Regions from separate parts of the Homo sapiens genome. Here regions 1 and 3 are each linked to region 2. Evidence: chromatin contacts called from ENCODE Hi-C or POLR2A ChIA-PET data. All regions are on one chromosome and are shown on one strand. The core of a region is the stretch at or near the end of the contact, and the rest is flanking DNA. Distances in the headings are between cores, read along the strand shown. Region 1 holds the start of ROPN1L-AS1 (ROPN1L antisense RNA 1). Region 2 holds the start of MED10 (mediator complex subunit 10). Region 3 holds the start of NDUFS6 (NADH:ubiquinone oxidoreductase subunit S6).

Region 1 (3,263 bases), core at 214-2,713, 4.1 Mb after region 2:
AGATTGTTTGACAAGATGCTTTTTTTCACTTTACACGGGCATCTTTTCATACCATTGTGTGGCCAGGCCATGATTTGTTTTCCAAAAGACATTTACCCAATTTATATGGTGAAGATTTTTGTCCATATTACTTTTTATAGTATTTCTGTAGGGTAAGTTCCCAGAAGTAATATTGCACGATCATCGAAAAATTTTAGTGTTACATTACTGCCCCATAAAGGTACTAATTAACATCCCTCTCAACAACATAGAAGATTCCTTTTTTTTTTTTTCTTTTTTTGGGTGGAGGGGGGCGGGGACAGAGTCTTACTCTGTCGCCCAGGCTGGAGTGCAGTGGTGCCATTTCTGCTCACGGCAACCTCCACCTCCCGGGCTCAAGCTATTCTCCTGCCTCAGCCTCCCAAGTAGCTGGGAATACAGGCACGCGCCACTACGCCCAGCCAATTTTTGTAGAGAAGGGGGTTTCACCATGTTAGCCAGGCTAGTCTCGAACTCCTGACCTTGTGATCAGTGCTGGGGTTACAGGCGTGACCCACCGCGCCCGGACGGATTTCTTGTTTTCATACTGTCATCAACTTTAAATACAAGTATTTTCAGTTTTTGCCAATGCTGTTAATTTAGAAATGTGTATGTATATATTGTCTGGTGGGTGTTTGGATGGAAACGATCAAAATCGGGCAACTTCCCCAGTTTCCTTGAAGGGAGTGCTTGCCATCGGCCCCTCTGGGAAGTAGCTCTCCGTAGTTCTCCATCTTCCTGTTTTGAGGAACGCAGGAGGAGGTGGATCTGGAGTCTCATCCATTCGGTGGCTGTTAACGGCAACTGCAGCAGCCAGCCAGGTCACCCCCTAAAGCAAAGTTAACCCCTTGCATGGTGCCTTGGTCAGCACCCACCAAATTCGAGGTTTCTCCTATCCTTCGACTCGAGGCTCTTTTGACAGATGTGATTTATTTCCTCCTAGAGCCAGTCACATTGGCTCAAGCAACCTATCGTAAGAAAACAAATACAATAGTGTTTTAGCTGGAAACTGCCCACTGTCTAAGCGGCTTTTTAAATTAAGAACTCAGGTTCACTACGGGATGGCTTAGGCCAGGGAACAGCATGTGCGAAGTTCGAAGCCCGAGAAGTTTGGAGGAGCGGCCCCAGGCGCAGGCGGGTCCCGCAGCGGGGCCCGTGCCGCCCAGGCGATCAGCCCCTTCACTTAACCCGCTTCCCTCCTAGCAGGCCCGAGTCCCCTAGCCTCAGCCTCACGCAGCCAGAGCAAGGGGAAGAGGGAGTCCTTCGTGAGTTCGCCGCTCACATTCGGCGGTGGGAAACCGATCCGAAGATGCTTTTGTAGGCGAAACGCTCAGCTCGCGCGGCTCTGAACCACCGGGGAGCAGCGGCTGCTGCTAGTCGGACTACGCCAGCACCTCCTTGTCCAGCCCGGGAGCAGCCCCGCCTCGCTCAGGGCCGCGTGCGCGTGCGCGGCTCCAGGGGCGGGGCCTGCTCGCGTCCCGGGTGCCTGGATACCGAGCGCGTCCGTAGTGGCGGCTGGCGCTAGGGAACTGCAGGGTCTAGGGTGTTGTCGGAGTGGCAGTTGGTCCGAATTTCTCCCGAAGCCCGCGGAGGAGCGGGTAAGAGCCCCGCGAATCCGGCCCCAACCTCGGGAACGGGATGGGAGGCGGCCCTGGCCGCAAGCCCCGCGCTGCTAGCGGGTCCACCGCGTCGTAGCCGACAGCCGCCCTTCTTCCTCGCAGCGCGCCGCGATTCACCAGCCTGGTCCCTTCTGCGGAGAGCGATGCCGCTTCCCGACACCATGTTCTGCGCTCAGCAGATCCACATTCCCCCGGAGCTGCCGGACATCCTGAAGCAATTCACCAAGGCTGCCATCCGCACCCAGCCGGCCGACGTGCTGCGGTGGTCCGCGGGGTAAGCGCCCTTGGCCCGGGGAGCTGTCCGGTCTACATGCCCAAGCCAGACGAGCCCAGAGAGCCCTCCTCCCGGACCAGGGGCCTTACGCGGCACTCAGCGTCCTTAAGAGTATCAGGCAAAACTTTCCCCTTAGCATTGGTGACATCTATACTTGAGTGTTTTATCTAGGAACCATTTCGATTTATCGACTATGAGACCCGAAATCATTGCAAAATGCTCACTTACCTACAACGTAATGGCAACTCAATTGTTTAAAAGTGTTTATGATGAAGATAGACTAAAACTTAACAAAGTAATTGCATTGGGCAAAAAAGTGTTTACATTATGTTAAAAAAATTACACGGTTGCAGTCACTTTGTGAAATGACTTTACAAAGAGGAATATTTTAGCTAAGTTCCTCATCTGCAGAGAGTCCTCTCAGAGCTATGTATACCCAGAGCTGGTTAAATTTATTAGAACCGGAACGACCGTGGTCATACTGAGGTCATCATCCCTAGAGTGCTCAGGGTAAACTGTCCAGCAAATGAAGCTTCACAGTTTATTTTTTGCCACAAACATTCCAACACTTGCCAGGAACAGACATTCATAATCTCAAAGTTACAAGTCAACAGATCTTAGAGGCATTAAAAGAAATCCTCTTGGTTTTACAGGAGAGCTCTTTGCCCCTTTTCAATAAACAGATGTAAAACAAAAACTCACTTTTATGATGACAAGAGTCAGCACAGGTGTAAATTTAATTTAAATATTTTAGTCATCAACATTTCAAATTTTGGCTGGGCTTGGTGGTTCATGCCTGTAATCCCAGCACTTTGGGAGGCCAAGCTGGGAGGATCACTTGAGCCCAAGAGTTTGAGACCAGCCTGGGTAACACAGCAAGACCCCATCTGTATTTTTTTTAATAAGAAAACTAATTTAAAAAGAAAAAAAACAGCCAAATTTTGCTGGCTTTAAACTCTATAACCAAAGTGAATTAGTTTCGTTTGGCTGCTGTAACAAATCACCACAAAACTTGACAGCTTAAAACACAGACATACATTTGGGCCGGGCGCGGTGGCTCACGCCTGTAATCCCAGCACTTTGGGAGGCCGAGGCGGGTGGATCATGAGGTCAGGAGATCGAGACCATCCTGGCTAACAAGGTGAAACCCCGTCTCTACTAAAAATACAAAAAATTAGCCGGGCGCGGTGGCGGGCGCCTGTAGTCCCAGCTACTCGGGAGGCTGAGGCAGGAGAATGGCGTGAACCCGGGAAGCGGAGCTTGCAGTGAGCCGAGATTGCGCCACTGCAGTCCGCAGTCCGGCCCGGGCGACAGAGCGAGACTCCGTCTCAAAAAAAAAAAAAACACAGACA
Region 2 (3,431 bases), core at 401-2,900:
AAGCTTTTATTTACATGTAACTTTTTTTCCACAATAGAATATTAAGGATATTCTTTTTTTTCGTTTTGTAATGCCATTAGAACGGAAGTTCCATAAGGGCAGGTATTTTTGTATTTTTGTCTATTTTTTTTTCCACTGGCACATCCCCAGCACCCAGGCTGTGCCTACCACACAGCAGGCACTCGAATGCCAGTGATGAAGAAGTCACGATACCACACCATAACTGAACAAGATTTATACCCAAGACTAATATCAAGAATGTTACTTACTCAAAAACTTCTAACGGTACAGTAATATCATGAAGCTGCTGTCTGCACTTGTCAATATCCTGTAAGCCAGTAACAATAAAATTCCTGGGGGAAAGGCAAACACACAGGCATCTGGTTAATTTCGCTTGACAGCATAAGCACCACCCACAGAGCTACCCAGCCAACCGGGGCTCCACGCAAGTTCGTTCTCCTCACAGCTATGCGGGTTACACACGGTTCTGACCTCTTTGGTTAGCTACAGGATTCCTAGGACACCGTTAGAGTTACAAAATACCCTTAAATATTTGTTACTTTCCTTCTCAACTAGAAATTGCCAGTAAGGGGGATGGAGAGGGAACCTGATGAAAAATATGAACCTTCTCTCAAAAACAATTACCTGACTGTGCATATGACTGTGTGTGCGGTTTCAGCGAACACATGAGGCAGCGGACTATACTCAAAGTCTGAGGGAAAGAAAGCCATACTGTCTGGTTTAGCTTCCTCTCCTCTCTGGAGCCTTCCTACAGCATCAGGCTGGTCTGGCTATTCCCACAGCACTAGGTATGGAACCTCGAGTGCAACATTTTCTATGTCCGTGCCACATATAAAGCCCTTCTCGAAAGTGCTGTACTTGCATTTGCCTTTTCTCCAACCCAGGGCCTAGCAACATGGGCAGCACAAGGCTGTTGCCAAGAAATAATAATAATAAACGTTCTGCAACCTTTCTCAGCACCACCTCCCCGCTATTTCCTCCACTGTCAGGCCTATGCGGCAGGTGGCTTCGGAGCCTCACCTTCTGAGGCCTAGTTTAGGGCGTGCACTCACTGTGGAGCCTGCCTCCCCTCTGGAGACAGGGACTGAATTCCCAGAAGGGCTCCAGGAGGAAAAGGCTGGGAGGGGGTTACACATGAGAGGGGAGACGCTAGAAGAGAAAGCATGATTCCCTTGATAGGGAAACGTAAAGTATATCATCTGGCCATGACGACGTCTCCAAAGGGGCCTCAAAGAGGTTGGCTCTTGGCAACAGGCTGGAGCGCGGGCCCCGCCCTCTGAACACAGCCAGGAAAGGCGCCCCGGGCTCCGGGACCAGACCAGAGGGCTGGCGGGGCACGAGTAGCGGTCAGGCTCGGCTCGGGCTCCCTAGATCCCCGCTCCCCTAGCACACGCTTCCCGGCCAGGCCCTGGGGAGACCCCGGCAGCCTCGGGCCGCCACTCACAGCTTTTGGTTGAGCCCGGCCTGGCTGCTGGGCTGGAAGTCACTGACGATGATGCCGAGCTGCCGAATGTTCTCCACGAACTTCTCCAGGTGCTCCTCTAGGTGGTCAAACTTCTCCGCCATCGCCTCGGCCCGTCCCCGACCCACACAGCCTCAACCAGCAGCGCCGCAGGCGTGGCCCTACGCTCCCGCTTCCTGCTTCCGTCCGGACAGATACGACTTCCGTTTCCTCTGGGGGAGCGCGGGCGAGCTCTTGGGGGCGGAGCCTCGTTATCGGGACGGGCGTGTTGGGGCGGGGCCTAAGTGCGGGGCAGGGCGGGCTTTCGGGGATGCGGTCTGGATTCTGGAGGAGGCCTCGGCGCGCAGCTGGGCGAGTACTAACTGTTTGCACTCTCATCAGACCTGCCTCGGTCATGGGAGAAGTTGAAGACTTTCTGCAATGCAGCATCTTCAAGCAATACACACATGGATGAAAATCCTAAAGTTTGCATGAAGGACCAATAACGGTAGTTTCCCTGCCCCTCTACCAGAACCCCTGGGATCAGCGCCTGCCTGCCTCCTTTCTTCTATGTAATCGGCGGCCACCTCCCCTAGCTCTTGCTGCTAACCATGCTTCCCGGACACCTGCTGCCTTCGTAGGTCAGGGTCTCACCTCCTCGGGCCAATTCTGACCAAACAGCACCCTGTGGGGTTGCCCTGTCTTAGTAAACTGCTGTTTATCTCATTGAAATTCAGTTTAGGTCATTTCACTCTTATGTTTAAGAAACTTTTCTGCCCGATCTCCTATGATAGCGGATATCTCCTCTAGCCTGTTTGAATTTCTCAAGTGATTTATTTTACTGAATATATTTGTGGCCTGTACTTTTCAGTGCCTAGAAACAGGCAAAGTGAGGGAGCTCCTTTGCTAGATGATCTTCAGAGCCTCTCCCAGCTGTGACCAGAAATGGAAAGCCAGAGAAGGTAAGTGACTTGCCAAACTTATGGAATCAGGGCACTCCAGTTGGTGGGCTGGGCTGATAAACAGAAATGTTACATAAAATACTTCTCTCCTGATTTAACAACAATTAACTTTAGGGAATTATAAAACAAGATGGAGGCTGGGCGTGGTGGCTCAGGCCTGTAATCCCAGAACTTTGGAAGGCCAAGGCAGGTGGATTACCTGAGGTGAGGAGTTCGAGACCGACCTGACCAATATGGAGAAACCCTGTCTCTACTAAAAATACAAAAATTAGTCAGACATGGTGGTGTGCGCCTGTAGTCCCAGCTACTTGGGAGGCTGAGACAGGAGAATTGCTTGAACCCAGGAGGCAGAGGTTGCAGTAAGCCGAGATCATGCCACTGCACTCCAGCCTGGGCAACAGAGCAAGACTCAAAAAAAAAAAAAAAAGGTGGAAATAAAATATTAGACAAATAAAAAATTTTAAGTTATTAGGTAGAGGTAGCGACATGGAGTGAACGGCCTTTCTCAATTTCATAAGTAAGAAAGATAGATAATTGATGGAACTTAGGCTTTGGTAAGTATTTATTTTAAAAATTTAAGGGTATCTCTTTGCTAGTATATATAATTCCCAAACTAGTAGACAGGGGGAAGGGAATAAAGAAAACACAATCAACTCAATAGAAGGCAAGAAAAGAAGAGAATAAAGAAGCAAAGAACAAGCATGGAAAATAAAACTCACAACGTAAAGTGCAAAAATTAAAGGCACACGACTCAACAGCAAAAAAGCAAAAGAAGAAATTTATAAATGGGCAAAGGACCTGAACAGATACTTCTCAAAAGAAGACATAAAAATGACCAGCAAAAATGCTCAGCATCACATATCATCAGGGAAATACAAATTAAAAGCATAATGAGATGTCACCTTACACTGTTAGAAGGGCTATAATCAAAAAGACCAAAGACAATGGGTGTGGGTGAAAATGTGGAGGAAAGGGAACCCTTGTACACTGTTGATGGGAATGTAAAT
Region 3 (3,039 bases), core at 1-2,500, 4.6 Mb before region 2:
AGTGGACAGGAGAAATGTAAACAGGCTCCGGGAAACGAGTGGAGACGGGCAGTAGTTTCAACTGGTTACGGCTGTTTTCCCCAACATTATGAAAAACTTCGGACATAGAGAAAAAGGGAAAGAACTGTACGGTGAACACCCATATACTTGCCACCTAGATTCTACCCTTAGCTCGCTTATCCCTGCCTTTTCAGGTATCTACCCGTAACTCCATTCGCCTTCCTTTTTGTGTGTGTCCGGGTGAGTTGCAGACGTGGCTGCGTCCACTCCGCGCTCCCTGCAGGCCCCAACGCTTCATCGCAGCGCCCACTTTTTCCACCTGACCCGGCGAACACCGGGCGGGCCGCTGGAGTTTATCAGCTCCAGGACAAATCTGCCTCTGACCACCACGTTTGCTGGGACATCTTTGGGACCGGAGGTTTTCATGTGCATTCTTGTTTCTCATGCCTTTCCTCCTCTTTATCATCTTCCCCGCCACTCATCCATCTCTAGTGTTTTGTTCTTGGAGTCACGTGGTCCTCAGGCTCTGACCACAGCAAAAGAAAAGCTGGATGCTGGAGCTTAAGCTGGGATTTATACCCAAGTCAACTCTAAGCAAAACGGGCCTTTTTAGAGGCTGTATTTGCATGCTGTAAAATCAGTCGGTGTACTAGGCTTTGTTGCAGAAATCCCCAATATACGTTTCCTCTGCGGCTCCCCGTAACCACACACAGGAACGCTTGCCTTGAACGAGGAGAATGCACTTCCAGTCTCGTCTGCTAAGCAGTTGACTCCTTCACCCAATAATTTTGATATTTAAATGTCTCATGATTATCGGTTACCATAAGAATATAAACAATGTATTTTCAGTTTACATCCTCCCCTGCCTGTCCGCTAAATAAGAACCACTGGGTACTCCTAATCGCTGAAGGTTTCGCACACCATTGCCTGCCTCATCAGGGCCCTAGCTCTAGCCTGCGGCTGCAACTGCATGAGGCTGCACCTGCCGGCGCAACGGGGCCGCTTAACTTTTAGGCCATTGATGAAAAGTCAAACAAGCGCACAGTACTCGGTGTAATCAGGGGCATTTTTAGCGAGATACCTGGGATGAAAACGGGTGACCACCTGAATCAGAGAGCAGCTCCGGCGCACCCTCTGCCCCGACCCGCGCTCCCCGCCCCCAGGGCGAAATAAATACCGGGTGTTTGGCGCCGCCAGAAGCCGTGCGCATGCGTTAGCGCTAAGCGGGACGTTGCGCCGGGTCAAAGGCCAGCGGCGCAAAATGGCGGCGGCGATGACCTTCTGCCGGCTGCTGAACCGGTGTGGCGAGGCGGCGCGGAGCCTGCCCCTGGGCGCCAGGTGTTTCGGGGTGCGGGTCTCGCCGACCGGGGAGAAGGTCACGCACACTGGCCAGGTAACGGCCGCTGGGTACAGGATGCACCTTCCTCCAGCCGCACCTCGGGCGACTGGTGGCAGTGGGCTCGCCGGGCATCCGCGGCCCTGGTTCTGCGCCGGCAGCGCAGGTCGTGGTAAGGTTGTGCTGTCGCTCACGCGCCGGGGAGGACGCCCGCGAGTCGGGACGGTGGTGGCAGCCTGTAGCGGTGGGTCTCGTCCTTCCAGGGCCTGCGGGCTCTGGAACGGGAAGTCTCCCCAGCGGGCAGCACTTGCTGTGGACTGGCTGCCCATAGGCGATTTGTGGCAGCCGATTATTTGGGTCAGAACGTTTAGAATTTGTGTAATATTCAATAATAAATTTTAGTAACCTGAGAAGTCGGTTGTAGTCCAAGGCACAAAAAAGCCCTAAGCCAAAATGAAGAACAAAGGTACCTGTGTATACTGGAATGTGCCCTAGTAGATTTAATGGGGGGATAGTAAAGCTCTCAGGCCATATGCCAAAGAAGGTTGGGGGCGGTTCTCCTCGGTCAGGATTTGTCTCTCCTCCTTAGCTCCACCTTCCCGGGCTATGTCTCTGTGCTGCTCTCTGATCCAGGTGACCACCCGTTTTCATCCCAGGTATCTCGCTAAAAATGCCCCTGATTACACCGAGTACTGTGCACTTGTTTGACTTTTCATCAATGGCCTAAAAGTTAAGAAAAACACTTTCCTGTAATATTTATGATTGATATGAAGTGACTTTCAGAATTAGGCCGTAAAAGTCACACATGGTCTTTTTGTTTTTTTCCAGGTTTATGATGATAAAGACTACAGGAGAATTCGGTTTGTAGGTCGTCAGAAAGAGGTGAGTAAAAAATCTAGTGAAGAGAGGTAAGCTTTCCTAAAACTTTTATGTAACCAACAAGAAATAAAAATTAATATATAAGATTTAAATAAATTTTCCCCATATTGCAAGCACCCTAACAGTTCTGGATGGGGTTCTTCCTTTCTTAAAATCTTAATTGTGTCTATTTCTGACTTGTTTCCCCCTGAAATACATAACATTGTAGCCGTAGTTCTGGTTTGCATATAAATGGAAGTGATCTTTTTTAAAATTCTTGTCCCTTATTCTCCTGAGACTCTCAGATTTAAGTAAATCATATCAACTTTAAAAAAATTATTCTTTTAACCACCTGGAGGTGTGTTTTTTATAGTTTTCACCAAATAAATTAGTGTGTGTTTTTTACAGGGACTTACACTGACAAGCTGAAAATGGCACATGAGTTTTTCTTCCCTTAGTGGGTCTGTTAGCTCTATGCATTGTAAGGGAAGATCAGTTCAGGTGCCTGTGAGTGACCACTGGAGAAAGAATGTTGAAATTAGAATCCTTCTGCCTAAATCAGCCTATTTTTTTTTTTTACCTGACTCCTTCTCTATCACTCATGTCAATGAGCTCCTGAATTCGTAATTAGATCAGGCATGCCTCCATGATTCCTGAATTTGCTTCCTGAAGGATGCTGTGAAGTGTCCTTCACAGCCACCTTATTCATTCTTTTTCCCACTTTGGTTAGCCTGGTGTTCTTCTTGTTAACACCGTAGCTATCCCTAAATCATGTATTTTCCCTTCTCCTTCAATCTTGGTTACGTTATCCATTCCCAGTGTGTAGTTTTTGTACGTCTATTCCA

The links. A loop is a pair of places that touch in the nucleus more often than their neighbours do. ChIA-PET counts read pairs that join two places held with the same protein, here RNA polymerase II (POLR2A). Pooled maps may share reads with other maps.
Region 1: a pooled map shows a loop between it and region 2 (10-fold over the local background). The contact joins the promoter of ROPN1L-AS1 here to the promoter of MED10 in region 2. A Hi-C loop is called at or near these places in 4 of 50 pooled maps.
Region 3: a pooled map shows a loop between it and region 2 (20-fold over the local background). The contact joins the promoter of NDUFS6 here to the promoter of MED10 in region 2. A Hi-C loop is called at or near these places in 3 of 37 single-sample maps with no recorded cell type and 11 of 50 pooled maps. POLR2A ChIA-PET finds 5 or more read pairs at or near these places in 2 of 52 experiments (OCI-LY7 and activated T-cell).

Annotation. Positions count from the first base shown.
Region 1 is chr5:10,440,388-10,443,650 of GRCh38, forward strand. It overlaps ROPN1L-AS1 (ROPN1L antisense RNA 1), which reads right to left and starts at 1,464. Exons shown (of 2, transcript NR_102746.1): 1 at 1,301-1,464; 2 at 348-986. It overlaps ROPN1L (rhophilin associated tail protein 1 like), which reads left to right and starts at 1,492. Exons shown (of 5, transcript NM_031916.5): 1 at 1,492-1,911. The coding sequence starts at 1,781. MARCHF6 (membrane associated ring-CH-type finger 6) reads left to right here. Exons shown (of 26, transcript NM_005885.4): 26 at 1. RefSeq lists a silencer at 1,346-1,605.
Region 2 is chr5:6,376,897-6,380,327 of GRCh38, forward strand. It overlaps MED10 (mediator complex subunit 10), which reads right to left and starts at 1,651. Exons shown (of 4, transcript NM_032286.3): 1 at 1,466-1,651; 2 at 270-353. The coding sequence starts at 1,587. RefSeq lists enhancers at 1,386-1,595, 1,886-2,105.
Region 3 is chr5:1,800,157-1,803,195 of GRCh38, forward strand. It overlaps NDUFS6 (NADH:ubiquinone oxidoreductase subunit S6), which reads left to right and starts at 1,251. Exons shown (of 4, transcript NM_004553.6): 1 at 1,251-1,393; 2 at 2,165-2,218. The coding sequence starts at 1,262. It also overlaps a transcript of MRPL36 not described here. RefSeq lists enhancers at 641-690, 751-880, 1,060-2,047, 1,491-1,630.